2 separate regions of the Homo sapiens genome follow, and region 2 is linked to region 1. Evidence: read pairs that join two places in POLR2A ChIA-PET (ENCODE). Cell type or tissue: Panc1. All regions are shown on one strand. Links, peaks and the distances in the headings refer to the core of each region. The heading gives the core; the rest is flanking DNA.

Evidence for each region. ChIA-PET counts read pairs that join two places held together with the same protein. Peaks named below come from ENCODE experiments on the same cell type or tissue, not always from the same donor. Only the 100,000 strongest peaks of a DNase experiment are listed, where the experiment ranks them.
Region 2: POLR2A ChIA-PET joins it to region 1 with 6 read pairs; 1 of 35 experiments calls an interaction of 5 or more read pairs at or near these places.

Annotation. Positions count from the first base shown.
Region 1 is chr15:69,551,215-69,559,161 of GRCh38, reverse strand. No RefSeq gene overlaps it. Among named protein-coding and RNA genes, the nearest start is that of DRAIC, 6.5 kb to the left of the region's middle. RefSeq lists enhancers at 97-598, 599-1,102. In Panc1, for the core only: no CTCF peak of the experiment used is centred there; a DNase peak (open chromatin) is centred at 1,591; H3K27ac peaks cover 1,046 bases.
Region 2 is chr15:67,594,621-67,600,200 of GRCh38, reverse strand. All of the region lies in intron 7 of MAP2K5 (mitogen-activated protein kinase kinase 5), which reads right to left. Among named protein-coding and RNA genes, the nearest start is that of MAP2K5, 55 kb to the right of the region's middle. In Panc1, for the core only: no CTCF peak of the experiment used is centred there; no DNase peak of the experiment used is centred there; H3K27ac peaks cover 727 bases.

The sequences.
Region 1 (7,947 bases), core at 1,504-6,503:
AGAGGAGGTCAGTGGCTGCACAGGTTTTTTTGTGGCAATAAGAAAATGGGCTGATGAGGCTGGGTCTTTAAAGGCAAAACCAGTGACAGGTTATCAGGGAGAAGTTTAAGCTTGCCTTAAAAGTGGAGCGGATGGGGGCCCAATTCACCTCCAGTAAATAGTTATGAATTAGGGTTTATCTACAGCAATTAAAAACAAATAAGTAAATCGTACCTGCATTGGCATGCTTCGTCTCAACCTACTGATATACCTACCCTCACTGGAAACGTCCATCTCAACTAAGGTTGTTTCAGAACCTTTGCTTTCGGAACAAGGGCACACAAACACGGGGGTAATTTATGATTGTAATTTATGACGTGTTAAGTAGAGATAACTATATTTCTCCAATCTGCATGGCCTAACATCTGGTTAAGTAAGGAAAATGGGCCCGGAAGATGTGGTATCGATGATCCCCCTATAAGGAGAAGTCTTAGCTAAGGTTGGGTGCATTTGGTGAGTGTTGAGCCACGGCCAACCTGCTTCCGGGCCTAGGGCACTCCCATCCCTGCCCCAACATGGTCCCACAGAGCTCAGGCACAGGCCACAAGGTTCCCAGCCTCCATCAGACCCCAGCTTTCCCCCTCTCCTGCTCTGCTCCTGGCTCCATGAGACAGTAGCATGCAGACTATGAACCAAGAAAAAGTTAAAAGCAAAAAGGAGAAAACTTGTTAAAACCACTGCTGTTTTTAAGGGTCAAGGAAGGATTCCTTGACCTGCCCTGGAGGCAAGAAAACAGGTCACATAAACACCACACCCCTTTCTCCAATCAGCCTAGGGTTACAGACTTACTTCTGTTAGGCAAAGACCTCCTTTCAAGAAGAGAATATGCTGGGCCACTCTGCAGATCTGGAGGAGTTTGGAGTAAGAGTGGGTGCCCCAGACATTGGACCAAGCATTCCACAGGTAGAAGGCTTGGAAGCTGGAAGCCCAGTGAACATGCACCTGGTTAGAGGGATCAGGAAGCCTCAGCTCTGGAGTGGATTAAGATGCAGGTAGAAACAGCTCAGAGTGGGTCTCTAATCCCATCTAATCCACTCTGGGCTCAAGGATCCCAGAAATCCCTTACCAAGCACTTTCTTTGTCTCACCCGCAGTGACCACCTCCCTCCCTTTCCCTTGGAAAGCCCAAGTTATCAGGCAGTGAAAGAACTGGCCCCTGACTCTGCTGCTATAACATCTCCCATGCCACACTGCTGCTTCTGAACATGCAGGCCCTTGAAACAGGAAAAGCAGTACCCACTTTCTCACTCCACAGCTCCACTCACAATTACCAACTGTTTACAGGAAAGACAATGAGAGTGCGTCCCCTGAGAGAAGGGGTTAATTATTACAAGTCAGGAAAACAGAGAGTTACAGTATGCTGACCCCCTCTACCTGAATACACAGTAACTAGTGCTGTTTTTGAAAACACCCAGGTTAGAGCCAGGTTTACATTTGACAAGCATCAGCTAATTACAACAATAATATGAACTACACAACAGCATCAGCATGGCTGATGAATCATTGAAAAGGCTGAGTGACTCTTAGAATGCCCAATTAATGATTCACCCTGTAAAAATGCATCTCCACGCTGGTGCCCAGATCTGGCTCATTATGTTAAAAGCTCTTACGCCACTGGGCCTTACATACAGACTCTAAATATCTTCAGAACTTTGAACTTTGAAATAAGTAAACACGAATATGCACTAACTAGGACTGGCTTCATGGGCACGCAACCTATGAGGCTAGTTATTCAGGGCCTGAGCTCCAAAGGGCACCACCCCCAACTTGGTTGAATGCTCTCTTGAAATTCTGAATAATTCTAGAACAGGGAGCCCCAGCATTTCCATTTTGCACAGGGACCTGAAAATGATGTTTCCAGGCTTGGGCTAAACTCTTAAAGAAGAAAGCAAGAGAAAGTGAGACACAGGAATCCACACATCAAGCCACTTTTGCCCCCATCTGAAGCAAAATGCCCCATTCTTTTAAAATTCTGAACAAGAGAAAGGTGTGGAATTTTTTTTTTTTTTTTTTTTCTGGAGGAAGTGTTTCGCTACATTAGAAATACCTTATGAGTAGGTCTGGCCCTGTCCTCTAAGCTAACCCCTCTCCTCCCTGACCACCCTCTGCAGAAAAACTCCTCTCTGACCTGCCGTGTCTGCAACCTGAGGTTGAGGTTGAGGGATAATTTCAGCTCTTTTCTGAGATAACAGAGAAGTCAGAGTCCTTGCTGTTTCCTTCTTCATAAAATGAAAGAGCATTGCGGGGGCAGCGGAAGGCAGAAGGGACTAAGTCAACCTTTCCCAGCCCTTTCTGAGATGTTCAAAAATGTTCACCCAGAGAGGGTCTCTATAGCAAAAAAAAAAAAAAAAAAAGAAAGAAAAAGAAAAAGAAAAAAAACCAAGTTTTGAAAACTCTGGGTCAAATAAAGTTAACTTTCTGAACTGGAGGACTTTCTCAGAACATTTAAAGAGTTAACAGGAATTGTGTGACTCTCCAAGCCTGGGGTGACAGCACTTTCCAAGCTCATTCTACTATAATTGATGTAACAACCCATCCACCCTGGGGAGTATTTACCATCAGGCTGAGGAATCTTGGACTTCAGAACCTCTCTGAATGCAGTGCAATGACCTGCACTGGTCATTGCAGAGCTCTGGAAGTACCCATACTGAGTGTTCACCTGGTCATATGCTTGGCTAAAATTTGCAGAAGTAAGATATTGCTGTATCCATTTTCTTTTCTTTCCTTTTCTTTTTTGAGAGGGAGTCTCACTCTGTCGCTCAGACTGGAGTGCAGTGGCACAATTTCAGCTCACTGCTACCTCCACCTCCCGGGTTCAAGTGCTGCATCCATTTTCTTAAAGAAAGGTCCTAAAATTGTGTGAGCTTTGGGACCCCCAAAACGCACATCCTCCTCTGCATCCATTTTCACATCTGGAGGCACCACCCTTACATCATAACTAACATCTTAACATGCACCCACATCTCGCATTTCATCTAATTTATAAATAACTGTAGGAGTTGAGTTGGAGCTGGTATAATGTCATTTGCTTAGTAGACTCATAATTAAACATTTTTTCATATTGGTTTTGCTCAGTTGCAAGGAATGTTAATTTTGGAGGCAACACTTTTTAAATTTCCATGTCACGATCATTTTCTTAGGTCCTGGGAAAGCATGTGGGCCCTGAGGACTAGGCCTACAGTGCAGGATGGATAAAATAGGGCTGCACTCAGCCAGCCTCTACAGTTCGAGAAATGCCATACTTATAGAGCAATACTGATTATTTTCATGGTCGTTTCCAATTCAGTGGAAATGTCGATTTAATATCTAATTCAGACTAAAGAGAGATTGGAGTGGTTGGGGGAGTCGAGTTTGGATTGCAGAAATTGAGCTTTTATTATTTTCGAGAAACAGCAGGTTTCCTTGAACTAGGTTAACAAGGTGTTATCTAACAAGACCTTAGGGGGCTGATTTAACGGTTAGGACAAGATTGTTGTGTAATTAGCTTATCAACTCTGTATATGTAAATGAAGGCTTTTAAAGTCTTAGGAAAACTGGCTCTTGCTCTTAAGTAATTTAACTGTTTCCCCTTGATGCTCTTCATTCTCTCCAGCTTGGACACTTCTTTCCTTAATTAAGCATTTATGGAAGTCCATCTTGTGCGCAGCACTGTGCCTAGGGATTGAAATATGAGTAAGACCCAGTCCCTGCTCTCCACCAGCCCATGGTCTAATCAGAGGTCCGCGAACCTTTTCTGTAAAGGACCAGATGGTAAATACTTCAGTTTTGCAGACCATCTCTGTTGCAATAATAACCCGACTCGGCCCTTCAAGTACAAACGCAGCCACGGACAACGTATCAACAAATGAGTGGCCATGTTCCAATAAAACTTTATTTACAAAAGCTACTTGGGCCATGGTTTGCAGACCCTCTGGTCTAAAGAGAGAGACAAAAATATAAATAATTTACTATGCAAAGATAGAAACTTAATTCTGTGCAATTATGGAAGCGCTAGCCAAGTGCTGTGGATTCACAGGGAAGAAAGAAGTAATTGATTTCCAGGAGAGGCCAGAAGCTTCCTGGAAGAGCCATTGCCTCTTGGTTCAGGCCTTTATGGTCCCCCAGTTGCTTTGTTCTTATCCATTTTTCCTCCCCATTGAGGCCAAGGGCTTCTGCGACCTGGCATCATTTTGTATCATTCCTGGGGCCTAGCTAAGATGTGAGCACAGGTCCTGCCTACAAAATCACAGCTTCTGAGTCAGCATCCAGTCAAATAAGGTTGATGTTGTTAGAGCAAAACTCCGATTGGGCTCTCACCCAGGCTTCAGATAAACACTTCTTGTTTGGAAAACCATGGTGCCTTTGAGGGGAATTAGACAATGTAATCTCCTCCTGCACGCAACCTCTGCTCTAACTCCTTTATTGTTCTTCCAGACACTTTCTCTTTGCATTTTCAATATCCAAATGCCATTTAGTTTATTGAGGCTTGTTTGCTCAGGGCTGGGCAAATAAAAGAACAAAGGAGGCTGTGAGCATCACCCCAGCCTTTGCTATCACGGGCTCTCAAGGTGAGCTTAGCAGCCTTCAGCACCAATCCCCTTAACAGGCTGCAGGCCAAGGTCGCTGGAGATGTGAGATGCAGGGCTATAAAGATGGGATAGGAGACAAGGCACTTTCTAAAAGGACTCCCGATAGCATATCTCCAATTCCACCAGGAACTAGGAAAAGGATGACACCCTGGCAATAACAGCAGGTAAATGAATTACTCACCCAGTAAAACTGATGGAGCTGATAACAGCAAGACCCAGAGATTGTTGGGTCAGAGGTTGCATCAGGAGACGGCTTCAGAGATTTAGGCTGTCGATCACCTTCATCAGCCTTTCTCCAAGACCTCTCCAAGTCAATATCCGATCTACCTAGGAGTACAGTGTGCTCACTGTGCCACCCAGGCAGGGGCCACCCCTAAGCCCTTTCTCTAGAAACACTCTGCAGCCCCCACTGCCCACTTGTTCCTGGTGTTCACCAGTGGGGGACAATGCTTGTGAATCCCCCAATATTTGTATGACTCTTGGGGAAGCTAGAGGAGGACAAATCAGAGAATGCTGGATCCAAAATATAACTTTCCTCAGGATATCAAATCCAGTTAGCACCAGCAAGCACCCTGCCCCTCCCCTTTGAACTCCCCAGGCTGCTTTCTGACCTGTAGGATGAATCTACGACTCTGCCTACCTGCCGCTCATAGCTCCTAGGAGTACAACTTCCAGCCACTGCTTCTCACGTGAAAACTCTCAGCTCAAGCACTGGAGGCAGAGTCCACTACACAGGGAGGCTAGGAGCCCGGGTCACTGACCTATATGAACTGCCACCAATAAAGAGCCTTTCTCTTAAAATGAGGAAGAGAAGGAAGAAGAGGCAGGTGAAGGCAGAATTGATTCATTTCCAGCCCCTGGGACTCTTTTGAGTCAATGGTTCCAGAACTGTAAAGTCTGTCTGTAAAGTCTGTAATTTAAACAAGCAAACAAACAAAACCTTCTACAGGTGTTGGGTGAAAAATCCCTCAGGTTTTTTCACCTTGGTGGGAAGGTCCAGGTGGTCAGATGACCTGGGGCATAGAATAATAAGGATAGAGGGGCCCTGTCTGGGGCTCTCCCAGGTGAAGTCAGCTCCTCATCACTGGCTTCTCATCAAGGATGGTGTAAAAGCCAACGGCGGCTCTACTTCATCTCCTCAAACAGACCCTTCCAAACTCAGGACTAAAGCTAGAGAAAGAAGGAGGGAAGGGAGGTGGCTTTGCTCCTGGCTCAGCTTCCATTGGCTGAGCTTCTACTGTGTGCCAGGCGTGCATTATCTCCTTTAGTCCTCTCACACTCCTAAGTGATGTGTGATAATCTTGTTTTATAGATAAGGACACTGACAACACTTTCCCTAGGTCCTCCTGCAACAAAGTGGCCAGGCTGGAAGTCAGCACAGGCCTGGCCTCAAACCCACGCTCTTGCCACTAACAAACTTCCGCAGAAAGAGAAGGAAGGTGTGTTTAATGTAAGTGTTAAATGTGTGACAGGAAATGGATGAGCCTGTGGGGGCTAAATTGACTTGCTGGGGTTAGGAGAATGGCATCCTGACTTGTTCTGATCCCTACTCTGACTCCTTTCTGATCCCCACTTCCCCACACATACTCTTGGTTGGGCCAGGGGATGCTAGCCTCAGCCCTTGGGATCCACTCCCACTTCATAAGAAACCAAAACCAAATGTGGGGTCCTGCCTTAGCAAAGGTGAGTGACAGGCAGAGCTGGGATGCTCTGTGCCCAAGGGCCCTCAATGGCCTGTACCTCCTCTCTACCACCTGGGCCCTTTGGCTCATTTCTACCCCCGCACCCCTTAAAGTCACCTTCTTGGATTAAGTCACTGTGCGTGCTGGCCTCTCCAGTCTCCTCCTCTCTCCTGGGGCATCTGAGACTCTGAGTCCTAAGCTGGAGGCTTCTCGTAGTCCCACAAGGCTCACAGCCAGGCCAGCCCACAGTTCTGCCCCAGCTAGGGTGGAACATGCGTGCTGTGGCTGGAGAAGACAGCTGACTCTGCAAATGCTCCTCAATCCTATTGTTTGACTACCATGCCTCTTTTCCCAAAAGAACAGCAAGTGTGTCTCCAGCCCTCTTCCTGAGACAGAACAGAGGGGCGAGAGGGTTTATGGTTAGGCACTTGGAACCATAAACCTTTCCCCATCAAGAAAGGTGGGGGGAAATGGGAGGGAGCTCATTTGTGGATGGAGATCATAACTGGATGTGGTCGGAGGGACCCCAAGAACCCAGTCTGTTCGCATGGCTGCATGGCCATTCTCCTTCGTAGCCTCTCCGCATATTGTACCGGATCTCTCAGCACCAGTGCTTCCCCACTTGCCTTCTCAAGGCCTGAGAGCCACTTCCTGCTTCTTTATGATTTCTGTGGTCTCCCAGCTTTAGCCTGCAAAAGGCCAACTGCAGCCTTGCCTCTACCCATAGATATCATTTCAGAATCTGTCTCTGATTCTACCTGCCTTATTCTCCCTGGGTTTCTTAATTCCAATTCCCAAGAGCCTGAATCTGCTTGGCCCATCTTCTCATACCAAGCCACACACTAAGTTACTGGTCACTCTGTAGATTGATGCTGATGGGTCAGTTTCCCTGCTCTGCTGGGGTCAGTCGGGTCTGAGGCAGATACAGTCACAAGGCTGCAATGGCCCAATGGCTTTTTCTTGACCATGGCACAAAATACAGCCAATTTACTGAGACAGTGTTATTGCAATAGAGAAAGAATTTAATAAACACAGGGCCAGCTAAACAGGAGACTGGAGTTTTATTACTTTGATCAGCCTCCCTGAAAATTCAGAAACTAGGGTTTTTTAAGGATAATCTGGGGGGCAGAGAGCCAGGAAGTATGGAACAATGATTGGTTGGGTCGGGATAAAATCAGAGAGGGTTGAAGCAAGTTCTTCCTGCTGCTTTCAGTTCCTGAGTGGGATCACAGAACTAGTTGAGCCAGTTTACCGACCTGGGTGGTGCCAGCTGGTTCATTAGAAGGCAGGGTTTGAAAAATATCTAGAACATCAATCTCAGGTTTTACAGTAGTGATGTTATCCATAGGAGCAAGTGGGGAGGTTAGGAATCTTGTGGCCTCTGGCTGCATGACTTCTGAGCTGTAATTTCTAATCTTGCGGCTCATTTGTTAGTTTTACACAGGCGATCTGGTTCCCAGGCAAGGAGGAGGTTTATTTCAGGAACAGGCTGTTATCATCTTTGTTTCAAAGTTAAACTACAATCTAAATTCTTTCTATACTTTACCCAGCCTATGCCCAGGAATGAACGAGGGCAGCTTGGAGGTTAAAAGCAAGATGGTGTTAGTTAAGTCAGATTTCTTTCACTGTCATAATTTTCCCATGTCAGATTTTTCTCAT
Region 2 (5,580 bases), core at 574-5,573, 2.0 Mb after region 1:
TGATTTTCCTAGAGTAGATATAGCTTTTCTTTGCAAATAACAAACTAGTATACAGCAATAATTAGGCAGAAATCATATTATGAAGATGGAAAAGCACGAAATCAATGCACTTAAGATGCACATATAGTCGAATATTATAATACATAAAGGAAAAATACATAGGCATGTAATTTTTATTAAAGTCATTTTCGTAACTTTATATATAAGTTTGCATGTTTTTCAAGGTTCTATAAAACCTATTATACCACAAATAACTACTCTCATTTGTATTATGAATAGTAGGTGCCCATAAAATAATGTTTTAGAGTTTAGAGAGCTCCCTATACAATTATTTATCAAATGACTTTAAGACTAGTCAGACTTTATTTGATGCATTCAGTAATTTTCTACACACTGGTCCAGATGCTTAAAAATTAACTGCCAACTTTATTCACTAAGTGGATTTAATAAAGGTGTTCTTTTCCATATAGCTAAAGCTTGGGGAAAGCCACTGCAAGCCCTGAAAAAAAAAAAAATCAATTTCCAGGGAATTGCACTGCCTTGCATGGGCAGAAAATGGATGGAGTTTTTAATTCAATATCACTTGGAAAAAAAATAGTTTGCTCTCAGACCAGTATAGCAAAGCTTTAAATATTTTGCTCTACTCTAAACTTCCACCAATTGAATAAAGCAAGGGTTCATTTACCAAGGGAAATATTTTCCTTCTACACATTTCTGAAGTTGAAGCTTCAGAGAGCTGTGATAATTAGGAGTACAATGCAGGTAACAGAAACAGCTTCTTTTCCAAGCCATTTTACCAATCCTTAAAAGAATATTGACAGATTAATGTGTAAAGGCCAATCCAGCACCCAATTTAATTGTAGTACAACCAGACTGATGCCCTTTACAATCAGCTAATTATTATATTTAGGGTCAGTGAAGTAATGAAAGACATGCCAGAACAATTGGCAACTATTTTCCTATTTGAGGGGAATTCTGTTCATCACTACCTTTATACTACTAATACAGAAAAAAAATATTTTAAGCTGTATAAAAGGTGTGGCATAAACAAAATAAAATCTCATTATTCTGGACCGAATGATAAATTTTAAAGCAGCATGAAGAAAAGTAGCACATAAAGTGACGAGATGCTAAACTAGCAGAGTTGCTGTTTGGTTTACTTTGATCAATGAAGGAAACGTAAATAGCAGTATCCATTGGTGGGCACAAATAGGCCACTGGGGCTAATTCCCTTAGAACATTTCTCTAAGTAATCTAAACATGTCCGTAACAACCTGATTTGTACTATTAACTAACAAGCTACACTCTCATCATGGCTTGACATAAATTTCTACGAGAGACATTTCACTCACTCAAGTACACAAATTCTGCATTTGTGGCACTAAGGTTTAAGAGTAAGCAGGAAGTTGCTATGTAGTAGATAGAGTCTACACTCTGGAGGGGCCACAGTCTGCAGTCATATCCCCTCCACCACTTCATAGGCAAAGGGGTAGGTATGGCATGTCTCTGAGCATGTTCAAATGGTATAATTCTGACATCATAGTCTTTTTACCACTTACATCCACTACAGGGAAAAGAGAAGGGAAGAAGCTACCCAATCCACATTCCCAGCACTCCAACCTAACAAGGAGTAGTAAGCATCCAACACTGTCAGGGCACAGGCGGGGAAGGAGTGCAGGGAGGAGGAGGGGAGAGGGAGAATGTTTATTTCAAGTGTATGTGCATGTGCATTAATTAACACTGTCTAAACAAATTCAAGAATGGAAAAAATCAAGACAAATATGGAATCCTTCAGATAACCAGGAGGATTGCAAGAGTCTCATAAAGATAAAAATGGTTTTGAAGAGCAAGTTCTGGAACCATGTCACTTAGTATCTATAAAAAGTGAGCAACGTGTTCCTATAATGTCTTTCTACAATGTTTTAAAGTTATGCAAACCTTTGGCCTGTGAACTGATTGACAGTTTTTTAGTTTTAGTTTTAGTTTTTTTTTTTTGGAGATGAAGTCTCACTCTGTCACCCAGGCTGAAGTATAGTGGTGTGAACTTGGCTCACTGCAAACTCCACATCTCAAGTTCAAATGATTCTCCTGCCTCAGCCTCCCGAGCAGCTGGGATTACAGGCACACGCCACCATGCCCGGCTAATTTTTGTACTTTTAGTAGAGATGGGGTTTCACCATGATATCCGGGCTGGTCTCGAACTCCTGACCTCAGGTGATCAGCCTGCCTCAGCCTCCCAAAAGTGCTAGGATTACAAGCATGAGCGACCACGCCCGGCCTGACTGTGTTTTAATATTAAAAAATATCAGATTCTTTTTCTTTTTGCTTATTTGTATTTTCTAATTTTTATATGCTGTACAAATACTCCTCATGTAAAAAAATTTGGGGGGGATGGGAAAAACAAAGCAGAGCCCAAGAATTGATTACAAAAAATATTTTTAGAACTTCATATCTCTTATCAAATGGGCTAATTTAATTGATCTTAACTATGAAAAAATCATTAAAGGGATCTACAATCAACCAGTAGTATTTCTGCTTTTTTCATTTAGATAAGGATATTAATTCGACTTTTCAAAATGAAGCATAGGAAGAGTGTTCATTATATAAGAAAGTGCTATTTAGAAGCTTATGGAATATTGTATTTAAATATTATAGTTGGGATCAAGTATCATTTAAAAAATCACAGAAATTTACAGCATTCTAAGACCATTTAGTCCACTTTACTTAAGTTACATAGCTAGTCAAAAACTCAGTCTTTCAGTATACTCCAGTTCAACATCATAGCTCAGCAGTTTGTCTCCGGTATTAAGTATGGAGGGACATTCCTATCAATGGCCACTGGCCCACAGGATGGTAAACAATCAACTGAAAGACACAAGTTAAAAGAAATTTCATTAGCTACGATGTTAGTTTTTAAGAAGAAAAATGTTTTTAAAATCACACAGCTCTTTAAATTGAAAAGAGGTGAAGGAGAGCTTTTTATTCAACAACAATACCAAGTAGTTTTTTTTTTTCTTTTTTTTTTCTTTTTTTGAGACAGATCTCACACTGTGGCCCAGGCTGGAGTGCAGTGACGTGATCTCGGCTCACTGCAAGCTCCGCCTCCCGGGTTCACGCCATTCTCCTGCCTTAGCCTCCTGAGTAGCTGGGACTACAGGCGCCCACCACCATGCCCAGCTAATTGTATTTTTTTAATAGAGATGGGGTTTCACCATGTTAGCCAGGATGGTCTTGATCTCCTGACCTCGTGATCCGCCCGACTCGGCCTCCCAAAGTGCTGGGATTACAGGCGTGAGCCACCATGCCCGGCCAATTCCAAGTAGTTTTTAAATACAGTCCAGGTTCCTTGTTTTGACTAAAAAAGTAAATAAAAGGCAGAATAATAGATGTGAAGGAGGAGGAAGAAAAAGCCACAGGAGTTACAATTACATGTCAACTGCCAAGATAGCAAATGACCTTAGAGAAATGACTGGCACTGAGCTCTGCTCCTGCTGAAAGAGAGGCAGGGGCCATAAAAGAAACAGAGACAGCAACAACCCATGGGCAGAGTCAGGTTGGGTTTGTGTGGGTAAAGGAGGGCTGTTGTGTAGTTTGGACTTACATACACAGCCTCATTTATGTTTCACTCTTCATATGCAATCCAAGATGAACTGTAAGAATCTAAGAGTTACATATACTAGTAATGATACAGTTTTTAAACTTTTTAAATTTTACAGTAGATATATATTCCCCCTCCCTTTTTTTTCTATATACAAAAAGGTTTTCCTGTTGTTGTTGAGTTTTTTTTGAGACAGAGTCTTGCTCTGTTGCCCAGGCTGGAGTGCAGTGGTGCAGTCTTGGCTCACCGCAACCTCTGCCTCCTGGGTTCAAGCTATTCTTATGCCTCAGCCACCTAAGTAGCTGGGCATGGGCCGCCACACCCAGCAAATTTTTTGTATTTTTAGTAGAGAAGAGGTTTCACCATGTTGGCCAGGCTGGTCTCAAACTCCTGGCCTCAAGTGGGCCTCCTAAAGTGCTGGGATTACAGGCATGAGCCACCACGCCCAGCCAAATACAAAAAGTTTTTCTAGAGGCTTTTTGAAGTTATCAAAATAACAGCCAAAAGATGCAGCTGGACCAGAATTAGTTCTAGATCTGATCTGAGTAGATTTATACTTGATTTATCAGGAATAGGAAAATACTGCCACCCTCTCCTATAAAATCTAAAAAACAAAAAAAAAAAAAGAAAAAATAACTTTAGAGATGCAAAGGCCAAACTCACATATCTTTGGAGTAACTGTGCACTTTTTAAATTCTTCAAATTGACACTTTGGGCTATTTCTAATGAGTTTCAAATCAAGGGCCAATGTTAAACAGATGATGCCACACTATAACTGAAGTAGGAAAAACAAATCCAGAAAACACATCAGTGAGACTGATTTATAGCTCTCAATAAAACTTGCCAAAAATATCTTCTGATTTATTTTTTTAAGCTGGAAAAATGGAATTACTCCAACATAAAGTGATAACAGGAAAACAATGTCTCCATTCCAAAGACTAAGTGTTAAACTTTTTTTAAAGTGCTTGATTTAATATATTAATGAAATTAATGGAAAAAATGAAATGGAATTCAATTATGGATCAACACAGAAAATATTCTTTGTTTATTGTCTGTGTTAAGAAGAATCAGTACCTATCGCTTATAAATCATTAAAATAAAAATGCTCAATTAATCCTTATTTTATATGTAAAGGTCTGACAGAAACTAGTCCCATCACTAGACCTTTGCTTCACAAATCGAAGCAATAATGGTTTCAGAAAGCAGTCACACTCTATGAGCAGACAATTGGAGAGATTTAGTAAATCCCACTTTATAGAGCAGAGACTAATCGGAAAACACAGGCCAGTCAAATGTTTCTTATGAACTGTTGACACTATATCAATGCTGAATCAATTGGTGGCATTTACTCTGAGTGACAGAAAAGAAATAAATATTTATATCACATAACCTATATCAATGAACCCAGGCAGAAAGCTATTTCTAACTTGTCAATATTTGATTATCTTGAAGAATCATGTCCCTTTCTTTTAATGATTAATATGAATTCCTTATTAAATCTAAGTGGAGGCTAGTGGAAAGGCAAATCATTATTAATGCTTGAGAGCATAAACCACTAAAATAAAAAACTATGCTCAAGTGTTAAAGTATCATTAAATGTGACTTTTATCTTCCCTATCAAGTGGTGTCAGTGTTCAGCCCAGAAATTTATTGATGCCTACAACTGTGCACAGTACCTCACTGCAATGCAATTTCACTCACTGTTTAGTTATCCTATAGCACTGAGGAATTAAGGAATTAGAAGGAGACATTTTGAAAGCTTCCAAAGGTGGGTTTTTTTGGTTTTTGAGGGAATTTTTTGAGTGCAAGTAAATGTAAGAAAGGCTAATCCTTATAAAGAAAAAAAAAGCCATATTATTTAATATGAGGTTATCACATTCCCAAGGGAAAGCAATAAACATTTAAGTGTCAAAAATCCTTGCCAGGACAACCTCCCACCATATAGAGAACCTCATAACTGAAGCCACTAAGATATCTATGGT